Regions from separate parts of the Homo sapiens genome. Here region 1 is linked to region 2. The links are chromatin loops, found by intact Hi-C in ENCODE. Cell type or tissue: endothelial cell of umbilical vein. All regions are shown on one strand. Each heading gives the region's core, and the rest is flanking DNA. Links, peaks and the distances in the headings are about the cores only.

Evidence for each region. Hi-C counts contacts between places; a loop is a spot of excess contacts. Peaks named below come from ENCODE experiments on the same cell type or tissue, not always from the same donor. Only the 100,000 strongest peaks of a DNase experiment are listed, where the experiment ranks them.
Region 1: it touches region 2 in a loop (14-fold over the local background); 11 of 110 quality-filtered maps call a loop at or near these places.

The regions. Positions count from the first base shown.
Region 1 is chr3:58,211,212-58,221,890 of GRCh38, reverse strand. LOC107986091 (a long non-coding RNA gene) reads left to right here and starts at 6,876. Exons shown (of 3, transcript XR_007095932.1): 1 at 6,876-6,967; 2 at 7,329-7,589; 3 at 7,695-8,882. RefSeq lists enhancers at 3,782-4,284, 4,267-4,446, 4,285-4,788, 6,413-6,602, 7,043-7,102 and 1 more. In endothelial cell of umbilical vein, for the core only: a CTCF peak has its summit at 4,507 (motif pointing right); DNase peaks (open chromatin) are centred at 4,220 and 4,510.
Region 2 is chr3:58,292,126-58,301,860 of GRCh38, reverse strand. ABHD6 (abhydrolase domain containing 6, acylglycerol lipase) reads right to left here. Exons shown (of 10, transcript NM_001320126.2): 10 at 7,127-8,272. The coding sequence ends at 8,096. Among named protein-coding and RNA genes, the nearest start is that of RPP14, 9.3 kb to the left of the region's middle. In endothelial cell of umbilical vein, for the core only: a CTCF peak has its summit at 1,574 (motif pointing right); a DNase peak (open chromatin) is centred at 1,590.

The DNA of each region.
Region 1 (10,679 bases), core at 3,071-5,570, 83 kb after region 2:
GTCACTGTTATGTGCCAGAGAAGAAATGCTATAGGAGACTGACCAGGTGGTCACACTCTGGTGTCAAACAGTCCTGGCCACGCCTCTTACCAGATGTGATGTGAGACCTGGAGAGGTGACTTGCCCTCTCTGAAGCTCAGTTTCCTCATCAGTAAAATGAAGAGAATAATAGTAGTCAGGTAGTTGTGAGGTTTAAAGGACCGAGTCCATGTAAAGATGTGTAATATGGGTCTACCACAGGTCAGAACCCACAGCCACTGTTACAGACACACCTTGGAGATATTGCAGCCTCAGCTCCATACCACTGCAATAAAGTGAGTATCACAAGGTTTTTGGTTTCTGAGTGCATATAAAAGTTATGTTGGCTAGACACAGTGGCTCACACCTTTGGGAGGCCAAGGAGGGAGGATCGCTTGAGCCCAGGAGTTTGAGACCAGCCTAGGCAACATGGCAAAACACTGCCTCTACAAAAAATACAAAAATTAGTCAGGCATGGTGATGCATGCTTGTACTCCCTGCTACTAGAGAGGCTGAGGCGGGAGGCTCGCTTGAGCCCAGGGAGTGAAGGCTGCAGTGAGCTATGAGCATGCCACTGCACTCCAGCCTGGGCAACAGAGCAAGACTATATTAAAGAAAAAAAGTTATGTCTACACTATACTGTAGTTTATTAAGTGTGCAAGAGCATTATGTCTAAAATACAATGTACCTATCTTGATTAAAAATACTTTATTGCTAAAAAATGCTAATGATCGTCTCAGGCTTCAACGAGTCATAATCTTTTTGCTGATGGAGGGGGCTTGCCTCGACATTGATGGTTGCTGATGGATCAGAGTGGTAGTTGGAGTGGCAGTGGCAGTTTCTTCAAAGAAGACAACAACGAAATTTGCCACATCGATTGACTCTTTCACAAAAGATTTCTCTACAGCACGTGATGCTGTTTGATGGCATCTTGCCCACAGTAGAACTTCTTTTGAAATTGGAGTCAATCCTCTCCAACCCTGCATTATCAACTAAGTTTATGTGATATTCTAAATCCTTTGTTGTCATTTCAAAAATGTTACAGCATCTTTACCAGGAGTAGATTTCATCTAAAGAAACCACTGTCTTTGCTCATCTGCAAGAAGCAACTCCTTATCTGTTCAAGTTTTATCAGGAGGTTGCAGCAATTCAGTCACATCTTCAGACTCCACTTCTAGTTCTTTTACTATTTACATCACATCTGTAGTGACTTTTCCCACTGAAGTCTTCAATCCCTCAAAGTAATCCATGAAGGCTGGAATTAACTCCTTCCAAACTCCTACTAATGTAAATATTTTACTTCCTCCCATGAATCACAAATGTTCTTAATGGCATCTAGAAATGCTGAATCCTCTCTAGAAGAGTTTCAATTGATGGCTCAGATCCATCAGAGGAATCACTGTCTAAGGCAGCTTTAGCCTTACAAAATGTACTTCTTAATAAGACTTCAAAGTCAAAATAATTTCTTGATCTGTGGGCTACAGAGTGAATGTTGTATTAGCAGGCATGAAAACAACATTCATCTCCTTGAACCTCTCCATCAGAGCTCTTGGGTGACCAGGTGCATTACCAGTGAGCAGTAATATTTTGAAAGGAATCCTTTTTTCTGAGCAGCAGGTCTCAAGAGTGGGCTTGAAATATTCAGTAAACTGCACTGTAAAGAGATGTACTGTCATCCAGGCTTTGTTCCATTTGTAGAGCACAGACAGCGTAGATTTAGCATAATTCTCAAAAACCCTAGGATTGGGCAGGGTGCAGTGGCTCATGCCTGTAATCTCAGCACTTTGGGAGGCCAAGGCAGATGGATCACTTGAGGTCAGGGGTTCGAGACCATCCTGGCCTGGCCAACATGGTAAAACCCCGTCTCTACTAAAAATACAAAAATTAGCCAGGGGTGATGGCGTGCACCTGTAGTCCCAGCTACTTGGGAGGCTGAGGCACGAGAATCACTTGAACCTGGAAGGCAGAGATTGCAGTGAGCCAAGATCGCACCACTGCGCTCCAGCCTGGGTGACAGAGTGAAACTCTGTCTCAAAAATAATAATAAAATAAAAAAGAACCCTAGGATTTTCAGAAAGGTCAGTGAGCACTGGCTTCAACTTAAGGTCACCAGCTCCACTCGCCCCTAACAAGAGAGCCAGCCTGTCCTTTGAAGCTTTGAAGCCAGGCATTGACTTCTCCTCTCTAACTAAAAAAGTCCTAGATGTCATCTTCTTCTAATAGAAAGCTGTTTTGTCTACGCTGAATATCTGTCGTTTGATGTAGCAGCCACCTTTATCAGTTACCTACCCTAGCTAGATCTTCTGCATATCTTGCTGCAGCTTCTCTATCAGCATTTGCTACTTCACTTTGCACTTTTATGTTATGGAGATGGTTTCTTTCCTGAAACCTCATGAACCGAACTCTGCTGATTCCAACTTTCCTTCTGCAGCTTCCTCACCTCCCTCAGCCTTTGCAGAATTGAAGACAGTTGGGGAGGATCTTGCTCTGGAATAGGCTTTGGCTTAAAGGAATGTTGTGGCTGGTTTGATCTTCCATCCAGACCATTCAAACTTTCTCCACATCAGCAATAGGCTGTTCTTCTTTCTCATCATTCATGTGTTCATTGGAGTAGCACTTTCAATTTCCTTCAAGAACTTTTCCTTTGCATTCACAACTTGGCTGTTTGGCCCAAGAGGCCTAGATTTTGGCCTGTCTTGGCTTTCTAAATGCCTTTCTTACTAAGCTTAGTCATTTCTAGCTTTTGATTTAAACTGAGAGATGTGCAACTCTTTCTTTCACTCAAACACTTAGAGGCCATTGTAGGGTTATTAATTGGCCTAATTTCAATATTGTTATGTTTCAAGGAAGAGGAAGGCCTGAGGAGAGGAAGAGAGATGGGGGAGTGACTGGTTGGTGATCACAACACACATTTATCTATTTATATGGCATGGTTCCGCAGTGCCTCCTAAATGACTACAATAGTAACAACAAAGATCACTAATCACCACAGAAGACATAATGATAATGAAAAAGTTTGAAATATTGCAAGAATTACCAAAATATGACAAAGGGACGTGAAGTAAGCCCATGCTGTTGGAAAATGATGCCAGTAGACTAGCTCGATGCAGGGTTGCCACAAACCTTCTATTTGTAAAAAATGCGATATTTGCAAAGTGCAACAAAGCAAAGCACAATAAAATAAGGCATGCCTGTATCGCTACAATTTTAATCCAACATAAGCACACTACACAGTATGTTCCAAAGGGAAAATACCCCCAAATCAAATGCAGAAAGGAGTGTCAAATAGCAAGCTCTCAATAAATGTTAGCTACTGTTATTAAGAGCTGTTAAGGCCAGGCACGGTAGCTTATGCCTGTAATCCCAGCACTTTGGGAGGCCAAGACAGGGGGATCACCTGAGGTCAGGAATTCAAGGCCAGTCTGACCAACATAACGAAACCCTGTCTCTACTAAAAATACAAAAATTATCTGGGCGTGATGGTGTGTGCCTGTAATTCCAGCTACTCAGGAGGCTGAGATAGGAGAACTGCTTGAACCTGGGAGGCGGAGGTTGCAGTCAGCTGAGATCACACCACTGCACTCCAGCCCGGGCGACAGAGTGAGACTCCATCTCAAAAAAAAAAAAAAAAAAGCTGTTAAATTATGATCGGCTTCCTGTGTCTCAGAGTCAACCTGGCCAGCATGGTGAAACCCCATCTCTTCTAAAAATACAAAAATTAGCCAGACATGGTGGCGTGCACCTGTAATCCCAGCTACTTGGGAGGCTGAGGCAGGAGAATCGCTTGAACCCAGGAGGTGGAGATTGCAGTGAGCCGAGATCACGTCACTGCACTCCAGCCTGGGCAACAGAGAGAGACTCCATCTTATAAAAAAATTAATATGTAAATATTGAAAAGTAGTGACAAAACAAATGTGGCAAAACGTTCCTTGGTAAATGTGGGTTGAGGGTATTTAAGAGTTCTTTGTGCTATTTCTGCAACTTTTATGCACATTTGAAATTATTTCAAAATAAAAAGTAAAGTATATATAAATAAGAGGAAGCTAGGAAGTGACAAAAACCATTAAAGGAAGAATAAGAAACGGTAGTTCGGCCAGCAGCCAGCTCCCTGCTGGTTCCCACGTCAGGCGCTGTGAGAAGCCCTTTGCCTCTCGGTCCTGTGTCCTCACCATGCACCCTTGTGGTCAGCCTGGAAAGGCCAACTTGATAGTTACAGGCTGCTTCAGATCTGCCACCCACGTGGTGACAAGTCCTGGCGCGTTGGCATGGGTGGTACTGAAAAAGGCTATGGATCCAGGGCAGTGCAGCGGCCAGTGGCAAGGGATGAGGCGGGGTCTCCAATGGCATCGTTTGAACTGCCTGCAACCTTTTTACCCACATGTCTCATGAAGGGATCAAGGAGAAAAGCACTGTGGTCTGGGAAAAGACTTCTAGCACTGAGATGCTGCCTTCAGGGGCAAAGATTAACCTGGCTCCCCAGAAGAGGAGCAGTGCTCATTGCCAGACAGAAGAGGGCGATGTTTTCGCCCATGTCATCCTTTGAATAGGCACCGACAGGCTTTGGCCGCCAGCTGTGCCCACTGGGTGTGGTTTCACAAATCTGCAAATTCCAAGGGCAAGATTAGGGTGAGGTTAATGAGACAGGGTCAAGTACAAGTTCAGGGGCAGATCGTGTCTTTACTTTGTTACTTTGTTCATCATGGATTTTTCTTCATTAATTTTTGATTTTTCAAAATATTGCATTGAATGTTATTTAGCTTGATTACTGAGTTATTTGGTAACTCCTTAAATTTTGTGCCTAAGGCTAGTGTCTCATTCGCCTTGCCCTAGTCCTGTCTTGACAGATCTAATCCATTAGTCGTATCGCCACCAGCTCAGAGTTTGCAATTAGGCCCTTTTGTACCTATAAAGAAAGGACTGACAAAAGGAATTAATCCTGAGGACGTAAATACCTGCTTTTTTTTTTTTTTTTTTTGAGGCAGAGTTTTACTCTGTCACCCAGCCTAGAAGACTGGAATGCAGTGGTGCAATCATAACTCACTGCAGCCTCTAAATCCTGGGCTTAAGTGATCCTCCCAACCTCCCACCTCAGCCTCCAGGGTAGCTGGGGCCAGAGGTATACACCACCATGCCTGGCTAACTTTTTTATCTTTAGTAGAGACAAGTTCTCGCTATGTTGCTCAGGCTGGTCTCGAACTCGTGGGCTCCTGCCTCGGCCTCCCAGGGTGCTCGGGTTACAGATGTGAGCCACTGCACCCAGTCAAATGCCTGCTTTTGATGTCACTTCACAGCCAGCAACTGGAGACCAACTTCTTTATCTCCGAGTCTCAATTTCTTCATCTGTAAAATGAGGATAGCAATTGCTCCTTTGCAGTTTATTCTGAAAACAGAGTATCACCCCAACTGAGTACCCCTGAGGGCCAGGCACCGTGCTGAGTCTGCCCTTTAGTTATAACCTCTCTAAATTTTCACAGCCCTACCATGTAAGAGATACTATTACCCCATGTTAAAGGTGAGGAAAAGGGCACAGAGAAGTTTGGTTATTTGTCCAGGGCTGAACAGCCAGTAAGTAAAAGTGTATATGCTTTAACGTCATCAGCATTCCCGACGTGAGATGACCCCCAAGCCCCCGGAGATATTTGGCAACATCTGTCGAAATTTTTGGTTGTCACAACTGGGGGATGTGATTGGCATCTAGTGGGTAGAGGCAGGGGATGCTGCTAAGTGTCCAATAATGCACAGGATGGTCCCCACAACAAAGTACTATCTGGCCCCAAATGTCAATCGTGCCAAGGCTGAGAAGCCTGCTCTATGCTATGCTCCCGAGTCAGAAAGTTACATGAGCACTTAGCACTTAGTGCTCCATGAAAGGTAGATACTGTTGTGGTTTTTGTTATTATTACATTTTGTCTCTATGGCTGGGGGTTCCCGTGGCTTCCAGGGAAGCTGAGTTCCCTTGGTACCACACCCACACTGTGATCAAGAACCCCGTCTCTAGGTCAAACGTGGTGGCTCACACCTGTAATCCCAACACTTTGGGAGGCCAAGGTAGGAGGATCGCCTGGGCCCTGGAATTCAAGACCAGCCGGAGCAACATGGTGGAATCCTGTCTCTACAAAAAAAACACAAAAATTAGCCAGGCATGGTGACATGCACCTGTGGTCCCACCTACTTGGGAAGCTGAGGTAGGAAGATTAGATTACTTGAGCCTGGGGGATTGAGGCTGCAGTGAGCTGAAATTGTGCCACTGCACTCCAGCCTGGGTGACAGAACGAGACCCTGTCTCAAAAAAAAAAAAAAAAAAAAAAAAAGAACTTGGTCTCTGGAGTCCATTAGAGTATCATACGTCGCATTCAGCAATGATTTATGAGCATCTGCTGCTACATGACAATCCTGTTCCAGGCAGCACAGACACACGGAGGTGCCCCCTGCCCCTATGTGGCAGCCTGGTGGAGAGACAACTTTAGACAAGGAAACACACAAGCTCAGAGATAATAAGATGTTACAATGCATGCCATGATGTGAAAAACCTGGGCACCATGAGAGAGAAGACGAGGGAAGACCCTGATGGGGTCAGGAGGCCAGGAGGGCTTCTCTGAGGGTGTGACATTTAAGCTGAGCCCTGAGGCTGGAGGAAGGAAGAGCCCTGTAGGCGGAGAGAACAGCTGTGCCAAGGCCCTGAGGGGGGAACCGAAAGCCAGGCAGTGCAAGGGCAGACCAGTAGGGGAGGAAGAGGGGAGTAGAGTGTTATGACCTGGGAAATGTGAGCAGGTAGAGGCTACATTAAGAAGTTTGCTCTTTGACCAATAAAAGCCCTGGAAAGATTTTAATCAGAGCAGGCCTGCCCTTCAGAAAGTGACTCTTGAGGTCCAGGCACAGCCCTGTGTGGAAGATAGTGTGTGAGGCTGAAACCCAGAGTGTGTCATCATCTGGAAACAACCCTGCAAAGGTGAGAGGTTTGTCATAGTTACACAACTTTAACTAATGCACCTTCCTCCCCGCAAACTCTAAGCTGGTTGTGAAACATGACGATGGAGCATTTTGCATATGTTACAAAATTATTGTTAATGCTCATTCATTTTTGGACAAAGACCAGCATCAGTCACTGGAAACACCTGTTTGGGTCACGAGGCTTGTCTTCTGCCAGGAGTGGAGACTTTCCCACAGACTTCTTGTTTCTTCTTGCTGCTTTTGGGTGACTCAGCCTATGACACTTTTGCTCCTCCTGAAATCTCCATATCTTGCTTTTCTCAAATTCCAAGGTAGCCTTTGCGCAACATATCACTCTCCACTGACTCTTGTCCCATCAGGGCCCATAGTGGATGGCTGTATGGGGGCCATGTGACTGAACTCCTGATCCTCGTTTCAGCCCACTCATGTGACATGCATGGAGCTCTTCAGCAGGGACTTACTGACCAGGACAAGAGCTTGAGACTTTGAGGGGATCTGATTGTCACTGCACAATCAAGGACAGTATTCCCAAGAGTGGATGTTGCTCAAGATAGTCCAAGGAATTCTATGAAGAAAAGGACTCCACAGACAATAAATTTTGGACACCCTGTTTCAACACAGTTAAGCGGCTTTTTATAATTACAGGACTTTTCAGAACATTTAATATGCTAATGTGCATTCTAAATCTCCAAGAAAGAATGATGCATATTTATCTTTTCTTCCAGGTGCATCTTAGAGACTGGTGTTTGCAAGTATATGGAGCAGGAAACTTCATCCCGAAGATGGAGACCCCGGGGCTGTCAGCAGGCGTTAGGCAAGTGCCTCAAAATTCCCAATTCCCAGCAAGAGAAGCCAACTGAAGGATGAGACAGGGTTTCTGCCTTCCCTGGGTCCTCCAGTATTACATGGAGGGGTTGGAGTGAACCTTCTGGAGGTGGGGTCAATGACTCTTGGAGGTAGGGGAAAGCTTCCTTTGACCAAGTTGCACACAAAGACAGAAAACGTGTTTGCATGGGCATTGTTTAACCTGCTTAAAAGAATGAAAAGATTTTAGCACTTTTTTCTTTTTCTGTAATTACTAAAGAAGTACATGTTTTTGCAAAAAAAAAAAAAAATCAAACAATATACAAGTATATAGAGTAAAAAGTGGAAGTCCTCCTTTCATCTCCTCCCTGCATCCCTCCCTGCACCCTGGAGTGTTCCATATTAAGGTTTTGGTATGCCTGGTTCAGTGGGTGAGAAGATTAATCTGGAGTCAGCACTCTGAGATTGAATCTCAGCTTTGCCACATGCTAGCTCTGTTTCCTTGGGCACAAGCCTCACTTTGCTCATCTCTAAAATAAAGTAGCCGTAGGAAGGGCTTGGCAGGTATGGGATGAGATGAAACACAGAAAGCCCTAATGCAGCACCTGAACCTAGTTGGATTCAGTTAAATTTGGCCGTTAGAATTTTCCTTCCAGAATCCAGGCATTTTTTAAAAGGTCCAATTTCATTCAATGGATGTGCTAATTCGAGAATGGGGTCCATCTCTTAATCTGTTCATGTGACTCTTTTTTAAGTCCTCAAGGGCAGTTTCTATGCAGAAACCACTATTTAGAGGTTTACTTTATTTTTTCAAGTTCATAGTCAAATTGTCAAAGCTGGAAATTAAAAAAAAGCAGATTACTTGACTTTCTTTATTCTACACATTAGCTCGTTTTTAATGCTAGGAACTAAGAACTTTTCTAGGACTTTGATGGAATGATTACTATCTTAGAAAATGCCATGCCTCCATAAATATATATGCCTACTATGTACCTGCAAAAATTAAAAATAAAAACTTTGTTAAAAGAAAAAAAAAAAGAAAATGCCATGCTTTTAAGTTCAGCTTACAAAAGTTCTCATTCTTTTTATAAATCCAGCTAGAATTTCCAGATAAAATAAAAGTTGCCCAATTGAATACGAACTACCCCAAATTCAAATCTACCTACTGTTCTATATTTTTATTTGTTAAATCTGCCAATCCTAAACCCAACAAACCTAAATAATTACTTATAAGGGGTTTGTGGCCAATTTATAAACATTTTATACTTTATTTAATATGCCCTATTTTCTTTTAAAAGTTCTTCAATTGTCTGAACTAACAAAAAAGCTACTTTTAAAAAATACTAAATCATTTGAATTCTAATAAAGTAAACAAACAAAACATTGATGATAACCTAAAGTGTTTATAAATGTTCCAGAACTGTATTCAGACAAAGGTTTCAACGTAAAGTCATGAACCTGAATCAAACCCTACCAAGTGCACATTTTATAAGAGAGTTACAAGATTTTCTATATAGTTGGCCCAGCAGCTCTCATTAAGTCCATGAAATACCGCATATTCCATCTTAAAACACACAAAAAGAGTATACCATGGCTCTGAGTCTCTTAAACATTTCTACACTTTAATTCTAAATCTTTTTTCTGGTTGGAAGATGCCCATTCACCAAGAAAGACAATTAACCATTCCCTAGAGCTCCTTTTTTTTTGTTTTTGTATTTTATTGAGATGGAATCTCACTCTGTTGCCCAGGCTGGAGTGCAGTGGTGCAATCTTGGCTCACTGCAGCCTCTGCCTCCCAAGTTCAAGCCATTCTCCTGCCTCAGCCTCCCAAGTAGCTGGGATTATAGGCGCCCACCACCACGCCTGGCTAATTTTTGTATTTTTAGTAGAGACAGGGTTTCACCATGTTGGCCAGGCTGGCCTTGAACTCCTGACCTCAAGTGATCCACCCACCTCAGCCTCCCAAAGTGCTGGGGCTACAGGAGTGAGCCACTGCGCCCGGCCCAGAGCCACCTTTACCAGAGATTCAACCAGGCCTGAGGTCTTAGGTTGCAGACAACAGGGAGATTCATTGCAGCACGAACTCAGGAAACCATTTCCTTCCATGTACTATTTGGGGTTATCTTATAGAATTCCTGGCATGCTTGGCCAGTATGCTGCCTGGATGTATGTTGGGGATATATGTATAATTTTCCCTGTGGCTGTGGCCACAGACCCATCACCACAAGAGGGGTTGGTCCACAGATCCCGATGCTGGCTTGGAGTTATTCTTATTCCCTACCCTTTTCACAGAATTGTCTTTGCCAAAGTCCATTAATATACCTTGATTGGATTTTGCTTTTTTTTTTAATTTTTTTTTGCTTTACAGATCTTCATAGTTTCCTGCCCATATCTCTAAAAGTCATTTTGCTTGAGTTGATATCCTACAGTTCTTACAAGACCTTTCTCTCCCAGGGTCACACAACTCTCGCCAATATTAAATTAATATCAGCTTCAATCACGGGTCTCTCCATGGGTTTCACGGGCTATTTGCTCGCAGAGTCCAGGGACATTTTCCTCATCCATTCCATCAGATCCCCAATTGCTTTCTCTGGCAACACACTCCTAGTATTTGTACGGTAAAGCTGCCTAAAAAAATTAAGTAATTCAAACTACTCTTGACCTTACTTTACACCACCAGGGCAATTAGAGTCACAGTCTGGGTGTGTCTGAGGACAGCAGGCCGCCAAATCCCAGTGATTTAGAGAAAACCGAGCAGAATTTCCCATGCCTCCTGCCTCATTGTCCCCCAGCAGAAGGTTCCGTCACCCCAGGTGCCCTCTAGGGTGGACCACTTCCGAGTTCATCCACTGTCAGGAAAAGGCACATGGCATGCAACCGCAAGACCGATGACTAGATGTCAGAGC
Region 2 (9,735 bases), core at 528-3,027:
GGTCCAATCATCCCACAGAACTGATGCTTACGGTTTCTTTTGAGTATATGTAGAGATTGACCTTCTCATCTTAAAATTTGAGAAGTTACATTTGTCTTATCTGAGTTCCTTTCTCAGTAAACCAACCATGAGGCTTCCCAGGTAGTATCAAGGAGCTGAAACTCACCAGATCACTGCATTTGGACAATGACAGTCCAGACCCTTCACCCTTCATGACTGCCTGTCTCCCACGACCTGCTTTCTGTTGACCAACTCCCCTTCCTTATCCTTCCCTGATTCCTGTTTTCCTGCATTTGTTATATTTCTGCTGTATAAACTCCTAATTTTAGTCAGTCAGGGAGATGGATTTGAGACTGATCTCCCATGTCCACAGCAGCAGCTCTCAAAGAAAGCCTTCTTCCCTGGCAATATTCATTGTTTCAGTGATTAGCTTTCTCTTTGGTGAGCAGCAGGACCTAGAAGCAACACTTGGTGTTTCAGTAACAGATTCAGCTGAGTCTAGCCTCAGCTGGATCCCATGGGGAGTCCTGGAGCATAAATGATACTAAGGAAGCTTCTAGGCTTTGAGGCAAGGGGGCCAAGCCTTCTATAGGTGTCATTGGCTGCTACCTATAGGGTTGCCAGATTTAGCAAATAAAAATATAGGATAGGCCAGGCACGGCGGCTCATGTCTGTAATCACAGTGCTTTTGGAGGCTGAGGCAGGAGGATTGCTTGAACCCAGGAGTTCTTACCCGTATGTATGTGTGCAAATGCACAGAAATCCCAGTGGACTGACTGATGGGGGAAGGGTGGGGCTGTGCAGAGGGTGTAAGAGACTTTCATTTTTTCAGCAATCTTTTTGTTTGATTTTTTTTTTTGAGACAGAGTTTTGTTCTTGTTGCCCAGGCTGGAGTGCAATGGCACAATCTCAGCTCACTGCAACTTCTGTCTCCCAGGTTCAAGCTATTCTCCTGCCTCAGCCTCCCAAGTAACTGGGATTACAGGCATGCACCATCACACGGGGCTAATTTGTTTTTTGTTTTTCGTTTTGTTTTGTTTTGTTTGAGTCGGAGTTTCGCTCTTGTTGCCCAGACTGGAGTGCAATGGCCCGATCTCTGCTCACCTCCACCTCCACCTCCTGGGTTCAAGCAATTCTCCTGCCTCAGCCTCCAGAGTAGCTGGGATTACAGGCATGCGCCACCACGCCTGGCTAATTTTGCATTTTTAGTAGAGACAGGGTTTCTCCATGTTGGTCAGGCTGGTCTTTAACTCCCAACCTCAGATGACCTGCCTGCCTCGGCCTCCCAAAGTGCTGGGATTACAGGAGTGAGCCACTGCGCCTGGCCTAATTTTGCATTTTTAGTAGAGACAGGGTTTCTCCATGTTGGTCAGGCTGGTCTTTAACTCCCGACCTCAGATGATCTGCCTGCCTCGGCCTCCCAAAGTGCTGGGATCAGGTGTGAGCCACCGTGCCCGGCTGTTTGATTTCTTTTAAAGTGACAGCATCATTTTGGTAACACTAATAATTATTAAATAAAAAATCAGGACCTGCTACTTACGTAGTTAGGCACAAGAGGGAGCTGTGGACCACACCTATCTTGTTTGTTTTTTCTCTGCAAAAACAAGCAAAAATACAGAATTCCCAGTTAAATTTGAGTTTCAGATAAACAATGAGTGGGACATCTTTATACTAAAAATGTATTTGTTGTTTATCTGAAATTAACATTTAACTGGGCATCCTGTATTTTATCTGGCAACACTTGGACATAAGAGGAGAAAAGGTATAGCTTCGCAGGCACCTCCAGTCATCTGAGGGTGGCTCAACTGGGCAGCCAACCCAGCAGGTGGGGGGTGGATGCAGCAGTCAGTAAAGGGGACCTGGGAAGGACATAAGCACACCCGTTTCGGGCAGGAACTCTGGGGGCAGTGCACCAGACAATGGTAAAAAAGACTAAAAGCCCTTTCCTAGACCATCAAAACCACCCCCATCACCCAGGGAACAGCAAGACAGCCTGGTCCCCTGCCCCAGCACCCACCCCTCTGCCAGCAGCTACTGGAGGACATCTTTTCTCCTTCAGTCATTCCCCTGCTTGTCTGGGGGTTATAGCTGGAGCCATGCTGTTTAACTTTGTCTCACCCAGCATTTCTGAACTGTATTTAAATGACGGAGGAAACTTTCCTTGGAAGTGATCTTAGAAATCTCCCTCCTAAAAAAATGGCTCCAGGGCCCCAGGAAGGGAGATTTTGGGGAGGGGATAACGACCCTGTAATAAAGCAGCCCGTTTCTGGAGGGGCCTTAAATCCTTTCTTCAAATTCAGAGACCTTCTCCTGGGGGTTCAAAGAGGTCCTTACAAAGAGATTTGTACCCCGTTTTCTCTGGAGGACTCTGCATCCCTGTTATAGGAACCTGAGGGCTCTGTGGGTTTGGACCTAGAAGAGCTCCAGGGAAAAGAGCAGGAGGAGTGGGCAACAGTAATGTCTAGCATAGCCCCAATTGTGTTATAAAAAAAAAATCCACAAAGCCAACCAGTTTTACACTGCTTACCCGTATGTATGTGTGCAAATGCACAGAAACCCCAATGGACTGACTGATGGGGGAAGGGTGGGGCTGTGCAGAGGGTGTAGGAGACTCTCCTTTTTTAAGCAATCTTTTTGTTTGATTTCTTTTAAAGTGACAGAGCATCATTTTGGTAACACTAATAATTATTAAATAAAAATCAGGACCTGCTACTTACATAGTTAGGCACAAGAGGGATCTATGGACCTATCTATATGCTGCGCCTTCCATGCTGGAAGAAAAAAATGCCTCCTCAGCCCACCCCCAAGGCAGGAGAGCCGGACCTAGAAAGCAGGCTCCCATCCCTTATCTGAAATCCTAAAAAAAAAAAACAACTGGAAACCAAGTATCTTCATCCAGCGCCAATGCTTAATCTGAACTAAGGTGAGGCTTACAGCTTTTGTCCCACTTACTGTGGCTACACATACATTGCATGGCAGAAATACAAATGCATTTATTTGACCATGTGTGGTGGCCCCAGACCCTGCAGAGGGCATCACATGATACATGGTATACACACTGTGATACCTTTCCAGGTCGAAACGCTTCTGAATTCAAATCACGTCTGGCCTGAGAGCTTTGGGGAGGGGTTGTCTTGGCAGCCACCTTTCCAGTTGTCCTTCAGGAAGTCACCTGCCCCCGACCCAGCCAGCTTTGGCCTTTGGTCATTGGAATTGTTACCCCCTTACTGCCCCTACGAACTCTTCCTTCTTCCACCCCCTGCTGCAGCTCCTGGTATGGCCTCAGATGCCTGTTCATTGCCTTGAGGATTTAAAGACCCTAAGATCCAGAAACCAATGAAGGGAAGGTTCCTCCAGGAGCCAAGAGAGAGGGACTGTCCTGTTGCTGAAAGGAGACCCGAGCAGTCACCTGTCCTCTCCCTCTGTCCCTCTGCCAGACTAGGCTGATGATGGTCACAAGACTCTCCTCCCACTGCCAGCACAGGCAACCCCAAGTCCACACCCTGGTTGGTACCAGCCCCAGGGAGCAAATACTGGGCCCCAGAGCCCTGCGGCAGCTGGGGACACCAGAAGAGCCAGCCCCAGGACTGTCACCTGGCAGGTAATTTGAGGATATCTCCACTGCCCTATCTGTGACCAGCCCCGTCCCTCTAAAAAAAACCCTCTACTTTTTTGTCTCCTTTCAGGAAATGGAGAAATTGCAAGAACAGCACCCAGTTTGGGGTTGGGGAGGGAGAAAAGGCTGATGAGAAGGTCCAGTCTGTGGTTGAAGGGTGATGCTGGAAGAGCTGAAAGGTGATGGCTCCTCCAAAGCAGAAGGCTGGGGCCTGCACGTGTTAAAATCTGCAGCCACCATTTTAGAACGGTGGTAGTTACCTAAGCAACCCATGGTCCTAAGAACAATATCCAGGGCTTGGAAAGTAAATAAGGGGGCCTACATTCAGCATTTATTATAAATATTAGACCCAAAATGTGTTTGAAGGCAGGTATAGCCCCTGGCCAGTAAGCAATCCCTTTAAAAGATGCCTGGGCAGACCCCAGCAGAGCTTCAGGGCTGGCTTCTGAAGCAGCAGCTAGGAGCAGTCACATTTGTTTTTCTTTTTTTTTTTTTTTTTTTTTTGAGACAGAGTCTTGCTGTGCTGCCCAGGCTGGAGTGCAGTGGCGCAATCTTGGCTCACTGCAACCTCCACCTCCCGGGTTCAAGCAATTCTTGTGCCTCAGCCTCCTGAGTAGTTGGGACTACAGGTGTGCACCAACATGCCTGGCAAACTTTTTGTATTTTTAGTAAAGAAGGGGTTTTGCCATGTTGGCCAGACTGGTCTTAAACTCCTGACTGCAGGTGATCCAGCCGCCTCAGCCTCCCAAAATTCTGGGATTACAGGCGTGAGCCACTGCACCTGGCCAGGCCACATCTCTTGACTGCTTTCCATGCCAGACCCCAGAGAGGCAATGAGACTGAGCCGAGACTTCTCCCAAAGGAGAATATTGTTGGGAACAAACAACACTCATATCCAGAGTATGGGGGCAGGGAGAGGATATCAGCAAGGTGAACGAGCCCTTCCAAAGTAGATGACACACCAGTCCTGGTTGTTAAAGAGGCTGGAGTGGAGAGGGCAAGCTGTCCCTGGATATGTCCTTAGCAGAATGATGTCGGAATTCAGGTGGGTTCTGTTTCCTGTCCAGCAGGAGGCTGGGCAGTTGGAAGTCCTTAACTATGATGAATGAACAACCGGGTGACCTTCTTCAATGGGGGCTCAAGCCAGGAAGGGTGGCCCCAGCAATCTACGGCTGAAGCTGCCACACACTGGCCTGGTCTGGGTGAGCCAATGGAGCCCCAGGTGGATTGGTAAGGTATGTGGGACAGCTCCTGCCTGAACAGGTAAAAGCATTGTTTTCACGTGTTACCATTACCTTTAGTTATATACCGAGAGGCTTCCCTCTCCTCATAAGCTGTGTGACCTTGGACAAAATACCACTCCATGCCTCGGTACCTCTGCTGAAAAACTGGCACAGTGTCATATGTACAGGGCTGCGTGAAAACACTTAGAATAGCCCCTGGCACATAGTTTAGTCCTCCAGCCTGGCCTAACATACGTTCTGAGAATTTCCTCTGGGCAAAGCAACAAGAATACTCACTGGGGCTCAAATGGAAGATACAGGCTTACACAGGCAGTCTCATCAGTTTGATGCATTTGTTACATCACTCACTCCTAGTGTTACCTCTGTCCAGGACAAGGAGCCCAGACTGACTGCAAACTGAGTTCTCACCACTGCTTGTCCTTCTTCAACACCTGACCAGGAGGGTCTGCCCACAGCGGCCCTGAAGGCCCCAACTCCAGGCAGTGAGATCGAGAGACCAGCTGCAGCTGTGATTCCTGGGGCTATCCATTGTTATTTCAGAAGTTCCTGGCAGTCTTTCAGGGGGTGCTGTGATGAATGAGTACTTTCTTCTTCCCGACTGTCATCAAAGGCACACACCATAGAGCCCAGGGGGTGTGTGGCAAGGGGGACTCAGAGCTGGCAGTAACCAGCAGGCTCGCTATAGTCACAGAGGCAGGAAGTGAGGCACAAGGGTCTTCCGAGTGCACCCAGAATTGCAGCACCAAGCGAGAACCTGAAAACCCACCTTATAGTTCAAAATGACTCTTTCATACTCTCTGCTCACAACTTGTAGTCAGTGCTTTCTGGTGACAGCAGAGGAGATGGAAGCTGTGTCCAGATGCAGAACCTGCCTACTGTCCTGGGTTCGGATGGATGGCACACACCCCGCCTGAATGACCCCATGGTGGGCACAGTTCAGGGACTGCTTTTGATGTCATCTTTAGCTGGTATTCAACCCAGAGCATAAGAGTTCCTGTATCCTGTACGGTTTCTGATCTGAGGTACTTATCCCAGGTCTGGGGCTTCCTCATTGATCCTGAGGAAACCATCTCTCATCACCTAGGCCCACCAACACTGAACCCCTCTCCCACTATGCTCAGAATTCTTGGTGAATATAGGAAATTGGAACAAATAAAATGTCTAATATCTACTTTCTTTTCTACTTCATTGATTTTTGTTTTTGTCTGTGTTTCTTCCCTCTAATTTGCTCTGGCTTTGATACTATTTATTTTCTCATTTCTTGAGCTAGAAGCTTAATTTATTGATTTTTCTTTCCTTTTTTCTTTTTATATAAGAGATGGGGTCTTGCCATGTTGCCCAGGCTGGTCTCAAACTCCTGGGCTCAAGCAGTCCTCCCGCCTTGGCCTCCCAAGGTGTTGAAACTACAGGTGTGAGCTACTCCACCTAGCCTCTTCCCTTCTAATATACGTATTGAAGCCTATGAATTTCCCTCTGAGGCACTGCTTTAGCTGCAGCCCAGCTTGATGTCATATTTTCATATCTTCTTCTTGTTTTTAAGCTCTAAGTTCCATTCTTCTCTGGTAAACTGAAATATTCAAACACAGTCCTGAATTCAGATTTAAACTGTAAAGTTTATCTCACTTTATTCCCAGAATGACTTGGCTGTAGATTTTCTGTAAAAAAAAAATTGGAAAGAGTGAAGCTCCTGGGGAGTTTAGGGCTCCTAAATCCTACAGAAAGAGTCAAAAAGAATATTTTGATGACTCTTGCCTTTTTTGATATACAATTTCCAGTGAATTATTATTATATTATTTTGAGATGGATTTTTGCGCTTATTGCCCAGGCTGGAGTGCAATGGCACAATCTCGGCTCACTGTAACCTCCGCCTCCCGGGTTCAAGCGATTCTCATGCCTCAGGCTCCCAGGTAGCTGGGATTACAGGTGTGTCCCACCACGCCCAGATAATTTTTGCATTTTTAGTAGAGATAAGATTTTGCCATGTTGGCCAGGTTGGTCTTGAACTCCTGGCCTCAAGCAATCGACCCACCTCGGCCTTCTCAAGTGCTGGGATTACAGGCATGAGCCACTGCACCTGGCCTTTGATATACAATTTCAACTGGATAAAAATTGCAAACATGATTCCTTAAACCTAATAAATCATCCATGCAAAGACTTCCAAAGCCTGTTAAACAAGCCTTATTTTAAAAAACACATTTTAAAGTTAACAGAAAATCTGCCAACATTGCACCTAATTAGGAGTTCAGAAATAGAAACCACCTGCATGTTGCTGATCTAGACTTATTAAATTTATTTCATGTCATTGTGGTCACTTTTACAGCTGTTTAGACTTATTTTCAATCACATTACTCTTCACAGAATTCACAGAATTCATTAACTAACTAGTATGTTACATCCAAGGGTTCTTAGTAGCACATTGAAATAGAAAAGAGGCCCACGAGTTGTTGCTTGTGTGTGGAACCTGAGTCTGATTACTTAGACAGATGTCTAGAACATTATTGCTTTATTAGGCCTATTTTTAAAAATAATAAATTATTCCTAGGAAACCCACCCTGCCAGGTGCTCATTCTGCGACTGCTGTGGGTTCACTCAGAACATACCTGACTGGTGGGTGCTGAATGAACCTCCCACCCATGTACCCTGCTGCTCCGGACGCTCTGAGGGCTAGAGCAATGCCCCTCCATGCGTGTAAACATTTTCTACAGCTTGCCACTTTCCTCCCTGGTCTTGCAGCCAATGGGCTGCAGTCATACATGGGTCTCTATGTAAAACTTAAATTAGACCTAAACAACAGGGTTCAGCGAATGAGGACTAATGCTCCTATAAAAGCCACTGCCCATGCAAGGGAATACACCTGATGCAACAAAAATATCTTGAGTCTCCAACTATAAGGAATGTCTCAAAGAAAATGTCCTTGATTTAATTATGGTCCAAGGTGGCTGCTTTGCACAAGCTTCTCAGTGACATGAACTTGAAGACTTCATGGTAGATTTCATGGCTGGGGTTTCTTATTTTGTTCCATATGAGTTTCTATTTTGTGAAAAATATCTTGGAGGTTTTCGCGTGGTCCCCAAAGCTCTGGGGAACCGTGGATACCAGGGATAAGGGACGGGCTTCCTCAGGGTCACTGGCGCTCCGACCGCATTTGGGGCAGGATCCCTGAGAGTGGTGGCTGCGTCAGACTTGGGGGATGGGAGCAGATGCTGTGTGCAGAATGCAGGCTGCAGTCGGGGCCTCAGTCCAGCTTCTTGTTGTTGTCTGTGTTGTGCACAGAAGCTAAAAAGTCGATTATGAGCTTGGCTGTCTTCCTGGGTCTTTCCATCACTACTGAGTGCCCACAGTTTTCCAGAAGCTCCACCTGGCAGTTGGCAATTGACTTGGCCAACATGTCTGCCCCAGACACATCCAGCACCTGCTGGGCAAGAAAGGGAGCTGGATGATACACAAAGATTCAGACACCCACGTGTGCACTCTGTGGACAGAACTTCCACCAAGGCCTGGCAGGGGTCAGTGGGGCAGGAGGATGTGAATTTTAGGACCAAGTCCCTTTGGTGTTGGGGCTTGTGGCTGTCTGAATGGAAGTAACCATGATGCCTCCTGTTTTATTCTGCAACTCTGTGCCAGGAGTTGGGCTGATGTCAGCAATACTGAGGTAGAAAACAAACGTTCCTTGCCCTTGAGGAGGTTATGGTATGGTGGGGAAGTCAGAGAGCACAGGGGATGAGCAGGGTCGAGGGAAGACCTCGTTCCTGAGTCCCGGGAGAGCAGAAAGGGGACAGGGGAGGAGCATTCACGGATGTGGGAATGGCACAGGGTGGGAGATCATGGCGAGTGCAGGGGCCACCAAGGAGCACGGCGGCTGAGACACCAAGCACATGGGCAGTGGGGGTGGCATGGTGGGGAGAAGGGGCAGAGAGGAGGGCGCTGCTCCTACAGCCACACGGACCATGGGGAACCACAGGCTGTGTTAAGGTGAGTGACTTGATCAGGCTGGCCCTGTGGCTGGTTAGGGCAGCCCAAGCTGTAGGAAGGATGCAAGAGGGGAAGGCTAATTATCACAAGCTGGGGGTATCTCTTTATTTGTTGAAAAGGAGTTTCACTCTTTCGCCCAGGCTGGAATGAAGTGGCGTGATCTCAACTCACTGCAACCTCCGCCTCCCAGGTTCAAGTGATCTTCTGCCTCAGCCTCCCCAGTAGCTGGGATTATAGGTGCCCGCCACCATGCCCAGCTAATTTTTGTATTTCTAGTAGAGATGGGGTTTCACCACGTTGGCCAGGCTGGTCTCGAACTCCTGACCTCAGGTGATCCACCTGCCTCAGCCTCCCAAAGTGCTAGGATTACAGGCCTGAGCCACCGCACCCAGCTGGAGGTCTCTTTGAAGGTCCTCTGGGGATCCCCAGAGCTGTGTGTTTCTTGGCTCTAACCTCTGCAGATATGGGGAATGCTTTTCCAACATGAAAGCCAGAACTTTTCCAGGGCTGATCCTTTTCAAACAACTCATTTCCTCTCCTTTTCCTCTGGGTTCCCAGCTACTATGCCAATCCACCTCCATCTTTTTCCCCAACATCCTCCCTCAGAAGTGGATCCGCATTCACTCCCCTTCTCTTAGCTGCCTTTACCTTCAATTCATCCTAGACAAGAGGGCCCCTCCTCCCCATCCTTAACGGCAAAAGCAAAAGCCCCAACAAACTCAAGCACCTTCTGTGTCTTTGCTCTATTCTCACCAACTCAAATTATTAAAACCAAGATTTTCTGCCCACTGGGGAGTTAAGGTAAGACGATGCCTCAGTCAAGGAAAAGAGTCCTGCAGGGCATCCCTGGACCAGGAAAAGGAACAGCTAATGGGGAGCTTAACAGCTAATTCCAGCCAAGGA